Linked DNA regions of Homo sapiens: regions 2 and 3 are each linked to region 1. A link is a contact called in ENCODE Hi-C or POLR2A ChIA-PET data. All regions are on one chromosome and are shown on one strand. The core of a region is the stretch at or near the end of the contact, and the rest is flanking DNA. Distances in the headings are between cores, read along the strand shown.

Region 1 (4,992 bases), core at 1,726-4,225:
TAGCAGAAAGACCAAGGGGAAGGGAGGAATGAAAGTATACTGTTGTTAGGTTCTTGTTCTAGATGTGAAGAGGAGTAATATTACTTGAAGGAAGATTGTGATAATTAAAGATGACACTATAAACTTTAAAGTAACCACTAAAAAAAGAAGAAGTTATATCTAATAAGCCAACATGAGAGATAAAATGGAAACATAAAAACTGTGCTCAACTGAAAAGAAGAGGGAAAAAGAGGAAAAAGAACAAGAACAAATGTGACAAATGAAAAACACATAGCAAGATTAAAACTAAACATACTAAATAATCAGATTAAATATAAATGGCCCGAACACCCCAATTAACTGCAGAGATAGTCAGATTGGATAAAAAAACAAGACCCAACCAAACACTGACTACAAGAAGCCCACTTATATAAAGACACCAATAGGCTAAAACTAAAACTATAGAAGAAATATCTGTCATGCTAATGTTAATCAAAAGAAAGTTGGAGTAGCTATATTAATACCAGACTAGTAGATTTCAGAGCAAAGTATATAATCAAGGATAAAGAAAATCATTTAATAATGATAAAGGGGTCCATTCATAAAGGTATAATACAGTCCTAAACATTTATACACACAATAAGTTTCAGCCCACCAAAACAAGAAAACACAAAGATGCCTTTCATGCAGTATCAGTATTCCTGTACCAAACTGCATATTGCCAAAATAGGGCTTAAAATCTTCTTTATGTAATAAATGGCATGCAATTTTACTAATAAAAGTACAGTATCACCCAAAAGGGTCAAAGTCAGTAGTGTGTTAAACAGCTTATGAAAATATTTATGACTTGAGTGCCAAAATCTAAAGCTGACTCACCTTTCGTATTGCCTATCTCGTGGTAATGAAGCACTCCAATGTCGAAAGTCTATGATTAACATAAGTAAAAGGAGACAGGATATGAAGAAGAGTCCCAGGAATGCCACCCGCTGACGGAGAAATGGACTCACTGTGGGCACAGTGAAGTACCAGGAGGCTGGGCAGAGGTAGGAAAAACTGATCCTGAAATTAGACAAACATTAGTAAGTCTGAAACATTTCTACAACTGAGTGCTTAAATATCGTTTTAAAATTGGATAAAACCCTCCTAATAAAGGCAAAAATCCATGCCAACAGAAGTCTAAATGTTCTTGTCATCTCTAATTTTAGAAGAAGCTCATGGTGCTTCTACTATATATATCAGAAAAGCCTTATCTGCCCTTTTTCCAAACTGCACTTTGAGTGCAATTCAAAGACTTAATCTCATGTTAGTGAAAAGATCACCAGTCTCCCTGGGCAACCTCATAACATTGGAGAATCAGAGCAACTACAGTATTCCCAACCAAGAATTCTGTCAAGAAACAGGATGGTCAGAAAATTTATTTAACTGATTTTAAAAATGTTTTACCAGATTATACAAGCACATAGTAAAAGACAAATCAGTTTAAAAGGATATATTGTATAGTGAAAAGTGATTCTTGCCCTGACCCCACAATCTCTCAGAGGCAAACATTACTACCCAGTTGCTGTGTAATTTTTTTTTTTTTTGAGATGGAGTCTTGCTCTGTTGCCCAGGCTGGAGTGTAGTAGCGCAATCTCAGCTCACTGCAACCTCCACCTCCTGGGTTCAAGCGATTCTTCTCCCTCAGCCTCCCCAGTAGCTGGGATTACAGGTGACTGCCACCACACCCGGCTAATTTTCGTATTTTTAGTAGAGACCGGGTTTCTACTTGGCCAGGCTGGTCCTGAACTCCTGACCTCAGGTGATCTGCCTGCCTTGGCCTCCCAAAGTGCTGGGATTACAGGCGTGAGCTACTGCACCTGGCCGTTGCTGTGTATCTTTCCAGGGATATTCTACGGATACACAAGCATAAATATACACCAATATATTTACAGTAATATATCTCTGTGTGTGTGTGTGTGTGTGTGTGTGTGTGTGTGTGCGTATCCATTCCCTCGGTTTTACACAAATGGTAGTCCACCATACCTGCTGTTCTGCATCTTTCCCCCACTTTATTTTATAACTTTCCCTTATTGGTGCATGTAGATCCACATTAATATTTTTTAAAAGCTTCAGGTTATTATAATGTATGGATAAGTGTATTCATCTGTGAAGTTCACTTTGTATATTGATTCAAAAGGACCTCGGTCTGTCTGCTTTTAAAGTTCACTGCAAACAAAAAACAAAAAAACTTCTTTGTTTAACCTCCTCAAGTGGCACCTAGCCTTGCTCAGATGCGAATCTGAATCAATGTTACAACCTTGCACTTTACAGAGCTGAGCAAGCCGACTCACTCTACCACTCCTGGTCTATGGGCTAGAAACTATTATTTATCAGCCCTCGAAATAATACAACTTTGATCGTCTCTGCATCCAACTAACCAGAATACAAAGTCCAAGTGCAGCTCCAGGGCAAACCTCACTTGGGACAGCCTCCCAGGGCCCCCCAACCTGCCTGCCATCCTCTGCCGTGCTCCCAGCCGGAGGGAAAGTGTGCAGCCTTACCTAGCCATGGGTTCCCTTCGGTGGTCTCAACGCCTGTCACCTTCTTTTTCTTTTGCCCTGAGAAGGTGGCCTCCTTGTCCCAGGCATCTCCTACGTCTGCAGCCTAGAAAGATTTGATTTCAGGCTTCTGTCCGACTGAGCCCACGAGACAAACCTGCACGGGAATTCCACGGCTCCCACCTCCTCCCCAGGCTCCCGCTCCGTCTGCTCTGGTTCCTCAGGCCCAGGGGACCCTACCCGGGCATCCTGGGAGCGGGGCGTTCTCGTGGGCCAGCTCTGTCCTCTAGGAACCGGTCGTCCCCAGGTGGCGGGGTGTGGGTCCCGCTTCCTCTCCCCGTCCCTCCGGGTCCCACAGCCCTCTCGCGCCCACACTCACGGGATCAAGCGGCCCGCCGGTTCCTTCGGCACCTCTCGGTTCAGTCCCGAGCTGCTCCCCGCGGCCCCTTGCCCAGCCGGAAGGAGGGCCCGGCCGGCGGCGGCGCCACGTCCCCAAGGAAACCGCAGGGAGCCAATGACTGACAGAAGACTCACGGAGGGGCCGGCTCTCCACGAGCCGAACCGGGGGCGAACCAGCTCGGTCAGCAGCACGTCCGTCCGCCAGGGTGGCCAATCCCCTAGAGCGCTCGGCCTCTGATGCCCGCCCCGGGACTTTGAGCCGCGCCCAATCGGAAAGGCGTCGTACCGAGGCTCCGCCTGCAGGGCCCGCGGAGAGCTCACAGGTGAGTGGCGCTGGGCGGCCCTGTGCCCGCTTCCCTCCCTGGGGCGCGAACTCTCGGCTGGTTGCTTTCTCCACGGCCGCTCCTGGGACAGAGTAGCTCCGGTAGGTGGGTTCAGGGTGTTCGCGACCGAAGCGCATCCCTTGCCCATAACCTATTGTTGGTTTTGTGCCCACTGACCCTCCCTACCAGAATGGCAGTTCTCTCACCTTAAACCTTCCCTATCACCTCCCAAACTGATGCCCCGACCTCACTGTCTTGCCCCGTGAGAAAACAGAAATCGAAGACAATGACGTTTACACCAAAGTGCTTATGTCCATTCATTCATTCATTGAATGTCTGCTTATGCCAGTCATCATGAATTTCTGTGTCGCCGCCCTCCTTGACCTTACAGTAACACAAAGGAAACGACGCGCGCGCGTGGGTGTGTGTGTGTTTCTTTCTTGCTTACACCAGCCGTTATCTCATTTCCAGGAGGACGGCATAAAGTCCAAGCTCTTTCCAACGTGGCACATCCATTGCGCCCCACGATCCGCCCTACCGCCGTCCTCTGCCGCTACTTGCCTTCCTTACCACGCTCCAGCAACGCGTCCTGTTTTGCTCATTCTGCCCCTCCACCTGCCTTGAATAACCGTCCCAGCCTCTTAGCCAAATCACCTCCTACTCATCCCTTACCACCCATCTTAAGGGTCGCCTTCCCCTAAAAGCCCTACTTGACCTACTACACCTTTTTTATACATGCCTATTGTTTCACTTAGCACGTTGAATTACTATTATACGTATATGTCTGTCTGTCTGTCCCACTAGACAGAATATCCTTGAAGGCAGGGACTATTTGCTTCCACATATTCCCAATACTGGCCACTGCCTGGCAGATAAAACACAACTAATGTATAATTAATAAGCAAATGAATGAATGGGGGGGATCGGGGAGGAAGACCACCCAAATGCTTTATTTATTCAAAGCTTACTATGACAAGGGAGTCAGTCACCATCACTTGCATTTGGCCGACTCAAAGCCTGTCAGGACATTAGGAAAACTACTTACTTACTTAATTACCTACAGGGTCTCACTCTGTTGTCATCCAGGCTGGAGTGCAGTGGTGCGATCGTGGTTCACTGCAGCCTCGACCTCCTGAGCAAGCGATCCTCCCACCTCAACCTCCTGAGTAGCTGGCTCTACAGGCACGTGCCACCATGCCCAGCTTATTTTTTTTTAATTCTTTGTAGAGATGGAGTCTCACTATGTTGTCCAGGCTGGTCTTGAACTCCTGGGCTCAAGCAGTCTTCCTGTCTCAGCCTCCCAAAGTGCTGGGATTACAGGGATGAGCAGCTGCACCTGGCCAGGAAAGCTTAGTAGTGAACAAAAAGGGAAGGTTTCATGTATACTCTGACTTGAGGGTATTAGCATGGGAAAGCTGGAGGTGGGCTAACAAAAGTAGTGTCTCTTAGGTGATTGGTTTGGGGTAGGTAGCATATTTGGCTGTCTTTAGTGGGTTCTGAGTTGAAGAAAGGAGGCGGCAAAAAACAGGGAAACTGAGTCATTGACCAAGTCCTGATTATTCTCGGCTGGTTGCTGTAGAGGTTGTGGGTCAGAGTTCTAATTGTCATATAAGATCTAGCCATTGTCCAGTTTCTATATTCAGTTCTCATGACTATTGTTTTTTTGGCTCCACTACTCTCCTAACCTTGTTGAACTTCCTAATTTGCCTTTCTTCTTCAATTCTCAGTTCTCAGTTTTTTTTTCTCTGTCCCTC
Region 2 (4,992 bases), core at 1,731-4,230, 870 kb before region 1:
GCTACTAAAAATACAAAAAAATTAGCCGGGCATGGTGGCGGGTACCTGTAGTCCCAGCTACTCAGGAGGCTGAGGCAGGAGAATGGCGTGAACCTGGGAGGCGGAGCTTGCAGTGAGCCGAGATTGCACCACTGCACTCCAACCTGGGCAACAGAGCGATACTCCGTCTCAAAAAAAAAAAAAAAGAAAGAAAGAAAACTATAGACCAATATTTCTTATGAATATAGATGCAAAAATCCTAACAGAATACTAGCAAACTCAGTGTAACACCATATAAAAGAATTATATACTATGACCAAGTGGGATTTATTCCAGGAATGCAAGGTCAGTTCAACATCTCAGAATGATCAATATAACACACCATGTAGTAATCAATATTTTATTGATTAATATTTATAATCAACATAATACACTATATTAGTAAAAGAAAAAACCCTACATGATCATCTCAATAGACACAGAAAAAGCTTTTGACAAACCCCAACACCCCTTCCTGATAAACACAGGGTTCCAAATGATACTGTAAAAAAGCAAAAAAACCTACAGAGTCAGAGAAAATATTTATGAATTGTGTATCTGATCAGGGAATTGTATCTAGAATACATAAAGAATCCTTACAACTCAACAATAAAAAGACAAACCAATTTAAAAATGAACAAAGGGTTTGAACAGATATTCCTCCAAAGAAGGTATACCATGGCCAATAAGCACATGGAAAGATGCTCAGCATTATTAGTCATCAGGGTACTGCAAATGAAAACTGCAATGAAGTACCATTCACAGGCACTTGCATGGTGATACTAAAAAGAGACAATAACAAGTGTTGATAAAGATGTGGAGAAACTGAAACCCTCTCACACACTGCTAATGGGGATGTAACATGTCACAGCTGCTTTGAAAAACAATTTGGCAGTTCTTCAAAAGTTAAACCACAGAGTTACCCTATGACCCAGCAATTCTACTCCTAGGCATATAACCAAAAGAATAGAAAGCATACATCCAGACAAAAACTTATACAAGAATGTTCACAGCAGCATTATTCACAATAGCCAAACAAGCAGAAACAACTCAAATGTCCATTAACTGATAAATGTATAAATAAAATATTGTACTGTACATTCATATAATGGAATATTATACAGCCCAAAAAGGAATGAAGTACTGATATGTGCTACAACACAGACAAACTTTGAAAACATTATTCTAAGTGAAAGAAAATGGACACAAAAGGCCACATATTGCATGATCCATTTATATAAACTGTCTGAATAGGCAAATCCATAGAAACAGAAAGTAAATTAGTGGTTGCCAGTGGGTAGAGGTAGGGGCAACGTGCTAATGTGTATGGGTTTTTTCGGAAGCAATAAAAATGTTTTAGATAGTGATGATGATTGCACAACTTTGTAAATGTACTAAAAATAACTACTGTACACTTTAAAAGGTTTTTTTGTTTTTGTTTTTGTTTGTTTGTTTTTTGTTTTTGAGACAGTCTCACCCTGTCACCCAGGCTGGAGTGCAGTGGCGTGATCTCGGCTCATTGCAACCTCCATCTCCTGTGTTCAAGTGATTCTCTTGCCTCAGCCTCCTGAGTAGCTGGGATTACAAGTGTACACCACCATGCCCAGCTATTTTTGTATTTTTAGTAGAGATGGGTTTTTGCTGTGTTGGCCAGGCTGGTCTTGAACTCCTAACCTCAAGTAATCTTCCCACCTCAGCCTCCCAAAGTGCTGGGATTACAGGCGTGAGCCACCGCACCCGGCCTAAAAGGGTGAATTTATGGTATGTGAATAATATCTTAATAAAAATAAATAAATTAGATCAACTCTGTTTCTTGACCTAAATTGGATCAGGGTTTGCTATTGGTTGAATGCAGATGTTGTGCAATTATTCTGAACATCAACTAGTGATGTCATTTACAAGACAGCAAGTTGCTGTGTAGTCCTTCCCAAAATTTATATATTAAATAGTATATATCCATATTTGTTTACTTTTTATAACTTAAAAAAAAAGAGACGAAGTCTCACTATGTCACCCAGGCTGGTCTCAAACTCCTGGTCTCCAGCCATTCTCCAACCTAGGCCTCCCAAAGTGTTGGGATTACAGGTGTGAGCCACAGCTCCCAGCTTATATGCATTTTTATTGCTCTGATATATACTTGAGAATGTTTATAATAATAGGTTCTGCTCCAAAACAGTGGTCACCTGAAAAGTCACTGGAAATACGTGCATATTTATAATGTGTAAGTTATTCAAATCCCAAGTGAAAACATTCATATGCAAACATAATAATGTCTCCAATTCTTCTGTTGAGTTAGTTTGTTCATTATGGGCCGGTTTGTAATTTGTTTTATCCAAGTCCTACCAACTCTGAGGCTTTAAGCTGTCTCTGGAGAGCTGCCTCTGGTGATAAGTTTAATTTTACATTTGTTGGGTTGAGGTGACTGAGACATGCAGATGGAAACACGGACTGAAACTAAGGAGCCAATTCAGGGCCGAATTGTGTGTTGCACTGGCGTCTAAGTGAAGATCAACCCATTTGGAGAACAGAACAACAAGCAAGACCAACAGGTGAATTTGAAGAATGATCATGTTTGGGGATGGAAGGAAGTGCCCGTGAAGGAGAGGAAAGCAAGCAGCCAGAGAAGAGAGTAAGACAGGCTCATTTCACTAGTACAGCTCCTGGGGGAGGTGGTTAAGCTGTCTACCTGAGTTGCTCAGGTTCCGAGTTCCCATCATCCCTGGATGGGTCTAAGTCAGCTCAGGGAGAAAAAGGACACAACATTCTGAAATGTCAGAGACCTGCCTGGTTTTCCCTTCTTCCCGCTTATCCTTCCCAGCCTCTATCCAACCCTTGGCTTCCCAACTGCGTATTTAAACCCCGCCCCTGTTGAACCCTTCGGCTTTTCTTCACTCCCGGCTTCCTCCGTCACGTTTGGCCCGGCTCAGCCGCCGTGACAGGCCTTTGCGCATGTGCAGAAGGGAAACGTGAAGAAGGTGAAGATGGCGGTGGCCAGGGCCGGGGTCTTGGGAGTCCAGTGGCTGCAAAGGGCATCCCGGAACGTGATGCCGCTGGGCGCACGGACAGGTCCGCGAGAACGGGCGAGACCTCAGTGTGGGAAGGGGGTACCTGAAATTTGGTGTATCGGGAGGGGGGATCGTAGATGCCGCGGCGGCAGCCTCCGGGTAGGGAGTGGAGGTGGCGTTGATATATCCAGAAAATGGGGTGGAGGATCGCACTGATCCTGCGAAGTCCCGGGCTCGGACCTCTGCAGCCCCTGCGACTTGAAGCCTTCGGAGCGGCTGGAGAGCGGGCTCGCTTCTGACCTGTTCTCTTCTGCGTTCTAGCCTCCCACATGACCAAGGACATGTTCCCGGGGCCCTATCCTAGGACCCCAGAAGAACGGGCCGCCGCCGCCAAGAAGTATAATATGCGTGTGGAAGACTACGAACCTTACCCGGATGATGGCATGGGGTGAGACAGAGAGGGTATGCTCGCACCCAAGTAGTGATGGGAGAAGGCCGGCTGGGTTGGGTGGCTTGACTGTGACCCTTTTTCCCGAACCTTCTCGTGACCCCTCAGAGTCAATGGAGTGGGTGCTTTTCTCTGTGGAGGGAGGTGGGAGGGGGGTGGGTGAGCAGCTGCAGCTGAGAGGACTTCAATTTTCTCCTTGGCTCAGGCTGTTTCCTCAAATGAGGAAGCCGAGGTTTTAATGGCTCCCTCGAGGACCCCCGAATAGCAGGAGCCTTCCTTGGCTCTATCCAGAGCGTCGAGTTTCATTTAGATTGAGCATCTGCTGCGCTCAGGTGCTGTCATCCAGGCATGTGACCAGGCTGGAGCTGGACTCCTGTCATGAGAATCTTATTTGTAAACGGAGTACTCTATATTTGTGTGTATGTCTCTTTAAAAAAAATGTTTTTCTGTTAGTGCTGTGGAAATCGTAGCAACTATTAAGCAGATTAAACAGCCAGCCCCCTTACGTACTCCAGTTGATGTTATCCTATCCCTTCCACACTCTTCCGTATCCATACCCACATAACATCCCAATGGTTAATTATCTGAAGTGATTATCATCGCCTTTATTTCCTGTCCTAATGTCACTCTTTCAATCTTGGTTTCAGCAACTTCTATTCTTCTTGTTATACACTCATTTTCTGTAGCATATGTCTAGTTGTCATCATTTCCTGTTTTTTCTTATGTTGTGGACAAGAGCAGCCTTGTTCGAAGCCAGTGTCAGATGAACCTGGATTTGTTGGGGAAAACCCAGCTTAGCAAGAGGTCCCATGAGGTGTTTGAGACGCAGAGATGAATGCCAACTGGGTGGTCAAGAACACAGTTATTACGAGAAGAGTGCTTTTCTAATCTGTACCCTTTTTGTTTTTATTCCAATTAGCTGGGTGACTTTGGATTCAGACTCTAAACTTTAATTTTTCATTTTCTATCTAATGAGGGAATCAGAGTACAGTCATATGTCACTTAACAACAGGGATACATTCTGAGAAATGGGTTGTTAGGTTATCTCCTCATTGTATGAACATTAGGAGTGTACTTACAGAAACCTAGATGGTATGGCCTGCTACACACCTCGGCTTTATGGTATGGCCTGTTGCTCTGAGGCCACAAACCTGTACAGCATATTGCTATACTTAATACTGTGGGAAATTGTAACACAATGGTATTTGTGTATCTAAACATAGAAAAGGTACATAAAAGTATGCTATAAAAGATAAAAAATGGGCCAGGCACAGTGGCTCACGCCTGTAATCCCAGCACTTTGGGAGGCCAAGGCAGGCAGATCACGAGGTCAGGAGATCAAGACCAGCCTGGCTAACGTGGCGAAACCCTGTCTCTGCTAAAAATACAAAAATTAGCTGGGCGTGATGGCAGGTGCCTGTAATCCCAGCTACTTGGGAGGCTGAGGCGGGAGAATTGCTTGAACCCGGGAGGTGGAGGTTGCAGTAAGCTGAGATTGTGCCATTGCCCTCCAGTCTGGGC
Region 3 (4,992 bases), core at 989-3,488, 690 kb before region 1:
CTTCTGCATAACTACCCTTCAAGAGCGAGCTGTCAGAAAGTTTCCCACACCAGAAGTCCTGGCTCACCACCCCTTAGAGAGTAGCAGTGCAGGGCCCCTGGATCTGCAGAGCTCCCTGCTTTCCCTTCCCAACTTAGGCTCATAGTGACAGAGGTGAAAAAGCCTGCAAAGCGCATGTGTGTATCCAGGGGGCAGGGCCATGCCATCAGGCCACACCAACAGGTCCCTGAAAGAGCTGAGCTAAGGGCAGGTCGGGGACAAACTGGGAACTGTCTCCCTCATTACAGCAGCCTCAAGACCGGGCTCTCTTTTCTGGCCTGGCCTCGATGTCCCTGGCAAGGAGGGATGGGTAGGACTGGTGTTGGAAGGTGCAGAATTCTTGGCACTTCATGGCATCAGTAGGGGGGCCTGAAGCAGGCTGGACGGGGGATGGAACATGAAACATATCTTCAGCCTGATTTCATTCTAAGAGCATTTTGTTGACTGGTATGTGCAGCACCCTGGAATGTAGAGTAACAGAGCAACACACACCTGTGTGACTTGGGTTGCACGGGAGCTTCATCTTCCTCTGTAACGAAGAAGCCTGGTCTGGCCAAGGGGTCAGGTCAAAATAGTTTTGTGGATAACAACCTCTCTTTTCCTCTCTTTCCAATGAGCTCTCTCCTCCCTTTCCAATAAACTCTCTCCCTGAGTAGTTTCCCTTGTGCTAGCCTATGATTGCTCAACACAAACCCTAGAAAGCCAATGGTTTAGTACCATGTTCCCATGCCTCCCAGGTAGAGGGGTTTGATTCTTTTGTGGCTGGCAGGGGTGGGACAGGCAGCCAAGCAAATGACTCAAACAGAAAAGCTCTTTCAGGGAAAGCTGACTCTCCAGCACAGCACACTTCAAAGCCCACAAGCACAAGGTTCCAAAGCTCTCAACCCCCAGCATTGACAGTCCTGCATCTCAGTACCCCCAGGTTCTTCCCAGCCCACTAGGCCTGAAGCAACCAAAGAGAAATGCCTGAGAAAAACCCCAACCGGGAGGCTGGGAGGGGCTGGTGTCCTCTGTAAGATCCTACCTTATTAAAAGAGCAGTGAGTACCTGGAGGACTAGGTCAGGAGGACAGGGAGGCTGCTTACCCCAAAGCCAGGTGTAGAACTTGCAGGTAGGAATCAAAGTGATCCCATACAGGGCTCCCAAGTGTAGCAGAGACATAAGGATGATGTTTCTCCAGACATATTCAACCTTGGGGCTTGGGCCTTCCTTATCCTTGTAGGTGGGGTCATATATATCATCTTTTATATCAGGGCGAATGTCGTCTTCCAAGTAGAGGGGCATCGTCTCCAACTTATCTCCTCCATTCTGCAGGACCCTGGAGGGAGGCGCTGTAATGGTGGTGGTGGTGGTATAGGAGCTAGAGATCTGGAAGGGGGAGGAAGAGGAGAGTCAGGAGAAGAGACACGTGGAGGCAGCTGGGGCCACTCCGCTCTCTAATCACGCTGGGGGAAGGGTGGACAGTACGGACCCTTCCGCAGCGCCGTAGTTCACTGAGGGTAGGGTGTATCCGAGACGCAACGGAGAAAAGTTCCCTGAAACTGTACAGATACATTAGGGGCGGAGGGCGAGGGGGACGAGGGGCGCGAAACCTATCGGGAGGCGGCAGTAGGAAGGAGAAGTAAAGCACTCACATCCCCACGAAGACAAAGGAAAACCCGCATAATTCATAAAAGCACCAGCACGACCGGATTTTTCTTTAAAGCTTAAGAAACTAAAGTTGGAGACTCAAGTCCCCAAATTACAATCCACATTCCCAACTCACGGAAGGCAGCACAACTCGAAAAAGATGACCAAGTCCTCCGCGGAGCTCTCCCCTCTCTTCTGCCACCAACCCGTCCCCTGGAAGCCCAGCCCGCGCCTGCGACCCGGCGGTACGGGGCCAGGCTGGGAAACTCACATCGTCCTGCAGCAAGTGGGCCGGCATCTTGGCTCTCGGATGCCGGGATCACTTTCCAGGGGGCTGAGGCTCCGGAGCGGAGTTCGGGGTCGCCGGAGGACTGCGGTTTCGAAGCCCGCCGGTACGCGCTGAGCCGCGGCGCCTTGCACGCTAGCTGGTTGTCGGCGCTAGCCGCGGTGCGTGGAGGTCCCCGAGCCGGGAATTTAAAGGCTAGAGCTGGCAACGGGTGACCGTGTCCGGTATTTCCTCAGCCCCCTTTTATCCGCTGCCAAGCAGGGGCAAAGTGCGAGGAGTTGACTGGCGCGGGCGGTCCCGCGTGGAGGTAAGGGCGGGAGGGGGAGGAGACAGAGGCCGAGGCTCGCGGCGACCGCAGCAGGGCGCCGGGGATGCTGCCGACACCGACACCACACCACCCGGCCTCTGCCCCTGCCCCTGCCTCTGGGGAAATGCTAATGAGGCTTCTGTAAACTCCGGCTCGTCATTGGCCGAAGGGAATTTGGTGCCACCTCGTCCTGCCGTTGCCATTGGCTCGGCGCAATCTGCTGTTCCCTCTGCCGCCAGCTCCTCGCTCCCCCTCCCCTCTGTTTCTCCTTCTCAGCTTCTCTTCCACCCGCCGCTGGGCCTCTGCCCGGCATCCCGCGTCGGGAGCTTTCTCTCTGGAAGGGGCTGGGGACCCGGTTTGGGGCTGGGGCGCGGAGCCTAGCCCAGGACCGGCCCTCGGGCACACGGAGAACGGGTGGGTGGGCACTGGGGAAGTTTCTCAGGAAACAGTGGTGAACCCTCGGGGGGCGCCCACCACTAACATCTCCGTCCCGTCTTCCGTCCCCCCAGGCGCGTGGCAGGGAGACGTGGCAGCCACCCCAGGATCTGGAGCTTGGGGGACGCGGGAAGCCCCGCCTCCCTCCCGGGCGAGCGCGGGGGACTCGGTACGCCTGCGAACAATGGCTCTGCCCCGCCCACCAGCCACGCGCTGCTCACCCGGGACCGCACCGGACTCCGGCCGCACACACAGGCTGGCTGGTGTGTGTGTGCCTGCGCGCACGCATCCTGTTCAGGACCCGGGCGGGCAGTCCCATCCCCAAGCCCGCGCCTCCAGGATGCGTGCGGGATGTTTTGGAGATTCTTCAGACTGGCAGGTTGTAATTTTGGAATCTTCTTTGTGGAAACCGTCAGGAAACACTGACATGTGTTTTCACCCAGCAGCAGGCGAAAGGGCTTGGATGTGGAATAAGAATAGCTGGCAGGTATTGAATTATTACTGCAAGCCAATTCACAAGAATCGTTTTCTGTAAGCCTCTCTGTGACCCTGGGAGGTGGGTACCCCATTATTCCATTTTAAAAGTGAGGAAAGAGATATGGAGAGATGGAATAACTTGCCCATGGTCACAGCAACCAGTAAGTGATGGAGCTGGCAGTTGAGCCCAGAAACACCATATGAGAGCCCAAGCTCTTAATCCCTGCTCAGGACCATATTGCCCTCGGTCCCTGAGATGCTCTGACCCTACTGATCTGTCCCTGTGCCCCCATCTTTTCCGTGTCTGTAGGAGCCTTACCATGAGAGCTCAGAACCAGGCAGGCTATGCATTCACCCGGTGTCCTTCCATGCCCATGTCTTTCCCAAATACTGCCCTAGGATCCTTCCCCTGGGAAGAGGAGAAAATACGGAGTGCTGCGCCAATGATTCACTTCCCAGGAAGACAAGCACCTGGGATTTCCTGGGAGGTAGACTAAGCAGCTCCTTTGTTGGCCACTGGTCTCAGGGTCAGGCCAACTCTCTGGCCAGTGACCAGGAGACTGCATTCCAGTCCTGGCTCCCTGTCCGGTGTGAAAGTTCTGAACAAGACTGGATGATTTCAGATGTGGACAGCTCATCCAGTCATGCCTCAGAAGTACTTGGCATGTGGCACAGAAATCTGTACGTGGTCTGACCCCCTTCAGGTTCTCTCTGCAATGTCTAATTTGCTTAATTCTTTTGTTTTTTGTTTTTTTGAGAGGAAGTCTCGCTCTCTCCCCCAGGCTGGAGTGCAGTGGTGTGATCTCGCTTCACTGCAACCTCTGCCTCCCGGGTTCAAGAAATTCTCCTGCCTCACCCTCCCAAGTAGCTGGGATTACAGGCATGCGCCACCACACTTAGCTAATTTTTTGTATTTTTAGTAGAGACGGGGTTTCACCATGTTGGCCAGGCTGGTTTTGAACTCCTGACCTCAGGTGATCCACATGCCTTGGCCTCCCAAAGTGCTGGGATTACAGGCATGAGCCACCACGCCTGGCCCGGAGAATATTTTCATTCTATTTCTCTTTCGAGCAGAGATCACCTCTACTCCTGAGGCCCTGGTCACACTGTGGTTCTCAAGTGACAGTGGTCAAACCAACACACTGATTTGGATTCTAAGATTTATTTTTTTTGGTCTGGGGGCCCTACCTCAGCAAAAGGAACAATAGTTACAACAATTATGACAGCAAAAAGTTTGAGACCAGCTTGGCCAACAAAGTGAAATCCCATCTCTACTAAAAATACAAAAATCAGCTGGGCATGGTGGGAAGTGCCTGTAGTCCCAGCTACTTGGGAGGCTGAAGCAGGAGAATTGCTTGAACCCGGGAGGCGAAAGTTGCAGTGAGCTGAGATCACACCACTGCCCTCCAGCCAGGGTGAAAGAGCAAGACTCTTTCTCAAAAAAAAAAAAAAAATTGTGATTTTTTATTATTTTGTTTACAGCCAAGCTCCTTAATTTTGGTATTCAAAGTGCTTCATGATTTTACTCTGAACGCCCTATTCCAGCCTTAATTCTCACTTCTCACTTAGTATAACTTGTATCTTCATCAAACTGCACATTTGTCAACAGAATATAAAATAAAACTCCGAAAAACCCCTGCACTCTTGCTGATTTCTAAACATGCTTCATTTTCCCAAGTTTTTCTTCCCCTGAACTCTGCCTGTCAAAATATTACCCGGGATCCAGCAATTCCACTCCTAGATATAAACCCAACAGAAATGAAAACATATGCCCACACAAATGTATACATGAATATTCACTGGAGTATTATTCATAATG

What was found. Hi-C counts contacts between places; a loop is a spot of excess contacts on that map. ChIA-PET counts read pairs that join two places held with the same protein, here RNA polymerase II (POLR2A). Pooled maps may share reads with other maps.
Region 2: a pooled map shows a loop between it and region 1 (4-fold over the local background). The contact joins the promoter of NDUFB8 here to the promoter of ENTPD7 in region 1. A Hi-C loop is called at or near these places in 7 of 50 pooled maps.
Region 3: a pooled map shows a loop between it and region 1 (14-fold over the local background). The contact joins the promoter of SCD here to the promoter of ENTPD7 in region 1. A Hi-C loop is called at or near these places in 4 of 50 pooled maps. POLR2A ChIA-PET finds 5 or more read pairs at or near these places in 2 of 52 experiments (HEK293 and OCI-LY7).

What each region holds. Positions count from the first base shown.
Region 1 is chr10:99,657,492-99,662,483 of GRCh38, reverse strand. It overlaps ENTPD7 (ectonucleoside triphosphate diphosphohydrolase 7), which reads right to left and starts at 2,975. Exons shown (of 13, transcript NM_020354.5): 1 at 2,896-2,975; 2 at 2,520-2,622; 3 at 856-1,038. The coding sequence starts at 2,527. It also overlaps a transcript of SLC25A28 not described here. RefSeq lists silencers at 2,747-2,966, 3,087-3,296.
Region 2 is chr10:100,527,859-100,532,850 of GRCh38, reverse strand. It overlaps NDUFB8 (NADH:ubiquinone oxidoreductase subunit B8), which reads left to right and starts at 2,980. Exons shown (of 5, transcript NM_005004.4): 1 at 2,980-3,084; 2 at 3,345-3,471. The coding sequence starts at 3,000. RefSeq lists enhancers at 2,508-2,557, 2,691-3,273, 4,116-4,285.
Region 3 is chr10:100,344,479-100,349,470 of GRCh38, reverse strand. SCD (stearoyl-CoA desaturase) reads right to left here and starts at 2,238. Exons shown (of 6, transcript NM_005063.5): 1 at 1,940-2,238; 2 at 1,125-1,407. The coding sequence starts at 1,966. RefSeq lists enhancers at 1,874-2,113, 2,494-2,563, 2,212-2,803 and silencers at 2,344-2,393, 2,594-2,973.